2 separate regions of the Homo sapiens genome follow, and region 2 is linked to region 1. Evidence: read pairs that join two places in POLR2A ChIA-PET (ENCODE). Cell type or tissue: IMR-90. All regions are shown on one strand.

Region 1 (2,500 bases):
GGCAACTAGACTCCACCTCTTGATGGGAAGTGTTTCCAAGAATTTTCAGACATGTGCTAAAATCATCACACCTCTGGCGTTGAATGACACAGAGGCCCCATCCTAATACCTGTGTGCCTGCCAATCAGGAAGAGTTTGGTAGAAAATCCCAGACTGGGATATTCTTGGAATTCTGGGAGTTAGGTCTCCCGATTTTAAAATTACCTGCAACTGAATGTTATACCTTGTAATCACTTGGGAAACCTTTGTCTACCCTATTGCTTTTGAATCCTGAGGTGATAACTGCCCAGAGTCCCATTTGCCTCACAGGAAACCACGTGTTACATAGAGGAGTGATGCTGTCTGTCTCTCATTAGCTTCCTGCTTCCCAAAGCCAGGCAGCAACTGTCCCAAAGGAAAAATAATCTGCATCAAGTAGCCAACAAGCACTCTCTCCATCTCTAGTCTCACTAAGACTTGCTAATGCTTGGATTTGACTTAGCCTAGGTAAGTAGCTTTTTAATACTAATTTTTAAAAACCCTGCTGTGCCAAAGAATTAAATAAGCAGTCATCTAGCTTTAAATGTTTCACAAGGAACTAAAATAACACCTTTTGGGACAGGCAATCAAGTTTTCCACCCTACCTCATCCAAGGCAAAAAGAACTCTCTTGTCTACAAGGTTTTGATTGTGTAGAATGTAAGTTTTGTGGCCATAGCTAGGACAGTATACAGTCAATTTTCTAAATGTAAAGAAATGCTTGGGGAACAGGGATTTTTATTCACAGGCTAACAAATGAAAATGTGTATGTGGGTATGGGAGCTGGTGCAAGGAAGTGAGATATTCAACCCTTGGAGATGACAGGAGTCCCCTTTTCTGTATTTAGACTACGTCTCCGCAGTTCATGAAAATACATGGCTTGTTCTTTTCCCCTTTAAACTATTCTCTCTCTGACCTTCTTTTCCCCCAGCTTTATTTGTTTATTTTTAAAAATAACTGAGTCACATGTGATTCATTTCTAAAGCTTAATACTTATGCTCAAACACAAATCCCATTGTTCACCTCCTTAGGGAGAGTGAGCTACTCCAGAAGAAAAAAGTAGAGATTTTGTATATGTTTTTGATTCTGTGAATTTATATTAAAATAAATTGTGCAGAAAATGTGACAGACCTTTGAGTAATCTGAAGGTACTGTATTATGGACCAGAAGGGAAATGACTGAAATACACAAAGCTTTGGAGGGACCTGGGAGGAGAGATTTACATTCAAAGTTTTTTGCTGAATGTTCTTGTCGTTTTGAATGCTGAGAATGCATCTATTGTTCCAGGGGACTCCTGCATCGCCACCTTGTTCACTTTCTCTTCCCCATTGTTAATGAGTGTTGTTTGGAGCCTATGTGGTTTTAATAGAGACTCAGCTAAGGTAAGCTTCGGAGATCATTTGTTTGGTATAGAGTAAGATGAGTGGGGAAAAGTCAGCAGGAGGGAAGGGTTGGAAGGACAGTAGGCTCTGATGACAAAATATCACATGGAATCAGATCAACTTCCAGCTTTTAGCCTCTTAGTTTTAATCACATCTTTCCTTCCTGTGTATCAACAATATTGCTGCCAAAACCCTACAGCTAAGAGTGACATAAACATTCAAATCTCCCAAAGACAGATGGCAACATAAATCTCCATTGTTGCTTTCTTAGAGGATTCCTAGCCTATTGCCATGTGTGGTGAATGGGACATTAGAGGTAGCTATTTCCCACAAGAGCGCTTTTTAGATTCACCTTCAGCAAGTAAAGATGCTTCATTGTTTTGGGGGAATTTTGCTGGCTAAAATCCTAGGGATTACAACAGCAAGAGAAAGCTAATGCTTGAATGAAAGTCATCAGTTAGCAACTCCACAACTTCCTTTCTGTTTGGCCTCCCAGAATAACAGATGAGGTTGTTACAGACACTGGCCACCCACTACCCAAAAAGTCTGTCATGATTATACAGACTGGTCAGGCTAACAGGTTGCTTTAATCATAGTGAGGGAAAAATGAATGGCCAAGCCCTGTTTTGTTTTGTTTGAAATAGAGTCTCACTCTGTCACCCAAGCTGGAGTGCATTGGCACAATTATAGCTCACTGCAGCCTCGAACTCTAGGGTCAAAGCAATCCTCCCACCTCAGCCTCTCAAGTAGCTGGGACCACAGGTGCATGCCACCACATGTGGCTATTTTTTAAATTTTTTGTAGAGATGAGGGTCTCCCTATATTGCCCAGGCTGATCTCAAACTCCTGGGCTGTACTAGTCCACCTGCCTGGGCCTCCCAAAGTGCTAGGATTTCAGGTGTGAGCCAACACACTTGACCTAAGCACTGTTTTTGATCAGAAAATCTCAAACATATTTGAATCTGCAATCATGCACTTAACCAGAATATGGCCTTTTGCTGAATTTGCCTTATTTTAAAGCCCCACTTGTTCTATTCTATGACAGCCTTTAGTCAAGGCTGACTGATCTTCACTAAATACATTGCAGCCTTAACACATTTT
Region 2 (2,500 bases), 100 kb before region 1:
ATGCGGGCTTAACTGGAGGGAGCAGGGAAGGAAAGATAATACCCAATAGGGAAAATGATTGTGAAGTGGAATTGATTTCATGTATAATTTGTTTATCACTAGAGGGGACAAATGCTGTCCTTCTGACATGAGCAGAGGAGTGTGGACTATGAATGAAGCGACTTAGCATAATCTCCAGGTTGAGCTTTGGATTTAAAGAAAGCAAACTTCTTTATTCTTAACTGTGGAAATGATCAGGTCATGTTACATTAATTAAAGCTGACATACTCTCAAATGTTTTATCTGGGCAATTGCGGCAATTCGACAGAAGCGGATAGAGATGGGCAACTTCAGAAAATAAGAGGGATTTTCCCCCCTCTGCTAGTGTGGAAGACTAGCTTAGTTGCATACTGAATTATAACAGGGTTGGTGTTTATACTCAGTGGTTAGCTAGGCTGCACATATCAAACCAGGGTTCCGGATTCACGTGCAGTCTCATTGATAGAAGAGACCACATGCCCTTTGGGAGATTTGTGTCTAATCCATGTGAAAAAATGTATGTACATTTTAGAATATGACTGTGTCCTATTTTGGTACAATGTTAAAATTTTAACTTCTTTTTTTTTAAAGGAGAAGTTCTCCCATTTCATTGCTGCCTACATGTCAATTCATCTAGAATTTAATATTCTACTATAAAGTTAATTTACAGTAACCTTATTTACAAACAAAACTAAACTAAAAAGTTGCTGTTATAGAGGAAATTAATCTGCAGTTTATAAAAAGAGAACACAGTGGCAAAACAGAAAATAGTATTGCCTCGCATGTATTCATACTAAACTCCAAATTAAAGGCTTCCAGTATTTTTACAATGTATCAAATGAGCTTTTGTTTAAAGCCTTTTTTTAAACATAAATTCCATCCGAAAACGTATTTTGTTTTGATAAGAAACTTTTATGATATCATTTATCTTTTGGCGTGGAGATCTTCATCTTGTTAAGTCACAAATGCCACAGCTGCAAGTCTTTCTGGCTGAACACTAAAGGATGTTTACTTAGCATCCAGATTCTGGTTAAAATGTATATTTTCAAAATGTCTTTGCCTTGGGTTTCTCTTAAATATTGAGACATTTTATGAGGCAGTTGTTAAATAGCCAAGGCTTGTTTTATCAAGCAGCCTCAGACTGCTGTGTAATGTGAATAGGAATCTTAAAACCTCCTAGTCCAAAACACTGGTGCAAAATTCATTCCATTCTGTATTCAGCATAAAAAGCTTAGCATTAAGCTACTGTATATAGCTTTCAAGATATACTGCATTAGTTCTGTCAAATATAAAAATTTAAACATCAGTGTGAATCCACTCATCCCCTCATTTGGGAATTGTATTGTGTGGTCCAGAAGCTGGCCTTGAAAACAAAATTTTTATAGAATGCTGTCTGAAATGTTCACCTAACGTTAAGATTTTTTATCTTTCACAGAAACCCAATTTGTTAATAACTGACAGATTTATTAGATTAATAAATAAACAAACCACTTTGAGGGAAAACATTGTCAAAAAAATGTTATAATAAAATAATTGGGTATAGTTGTCTACAAGTAACAAGTAGGTTTCCCAGTCTGTACCTTTAAGTAAGAAGCCCTTACCGTAAACTCAAGACAGGCAAGTTGAAGGCTCCTGGCCCTGCAGACTGCAGGGGTGAATTGGTGGTGTTTGTGCATGCCTGGTCTCATTGCCTACCCTTTTCTCCAGCCCCTCCTTTCAATTCCGCATTGCAGAGTCAGCTCTGCACTCACTGACTTCTTAGACTCTCCACTATTTTACATTCTTCTCAATCCATCTCCTCTCCATTAACTAATTGCTGGTACATATTGACATTCTTATGTTTATCATACTCTTTGTTGAACGTTTCCACAACTCTGTGGATTGAGTAACCATGTGTTAAAAGTCTTACTTTCAGTTTTGTGGGTTCTCCTCAGAGAAGGTCCCTGGATACTAAAGAAAAGAAATGATAGTTTTATCATCGTCTTTTATGTCAGCAGATCTCAAAGTGTGGTCCATATACCATGTGGATCCCCAGGGGCTTCACGCCCAGGGCCTTCATGGGGTCAAAACTGTTTTCATAATAACACTAAGATATTCTTTGCCATTTACACTGTGTTGACATTTGCACTAGTGGTGCAAAAGCAATGGAGGGTAAAACTGCTGGCTCCTTAGCATGAATCAAAGCAGTGACACTCTAAACTGTATTCCTGGGCACTGTGTCTTCACAACCACACAATTCAATTTTGGAGGGGGCGGAAAAAGCTTCACTTAATAATATTCTTGATGAGGAAGTTAAAAGTATTGATTTTATTAAACCTCTACTTTTAGGTAAATGTCTTCTTAATATACTCTGTGACTAAATGGGAAGTTTGCCTAAGTCATTTCCACTGGATACCTAGTTACCATGGTTGTCTCAAGGAAAACTCTTGTACAGTTGTTTGAGTTGTAAGCTGAACTAACTGCTTTTTTCCAGGCATATGGT

What was found. ChIA-PET counts read pairs that join two places held together with the same protein. Peaks named below come from ENCODE experiments on the same cell type or tissue, not always from the same donor. Only the 100,000 strongest peaks of a DNase experiment are listed, where the experiment ranks them.
Region 2: POLR2A ChIA-PET joins it to region 1 with 6 read pairs; 1 of 35 experiments calls an interaction of 5 or more read pairs at or near these places.

The regions. Positions count from the first base shown.
Region 1 is chr7:91,227,532-91,230,031 of GRCh38, forward strand. No RefSeq gene overlaps it. Among named protein-coding and RNA genes, the nearest start is that of FZD1, 36 kb to the right of the region's middle. In IMR-90, no CTCF peak of the experiment used is centred here; a DNase peak (open chromatin) is centred at 1,010.
Region 2 is chr7:91,127,074-91,129,573 of GRCh38, forward strand. All of the region lies in intron 14 of CDK14 (cyclin dependent kinase 14), which reads left to right. Among named protein-coding and RNA genes, the nearest start is that of FZD1, 140 kb to the right of the region's middle. RefSeq lists an enhancer at 1-1,692. In IMR-90, no CTCF peak of the experiment used is centred here; a DNase peak (open chromatin) is centred at 1,048; H3K4me3 peaks cover 319 bases; H3K27ac peaks cover 1,213 bases.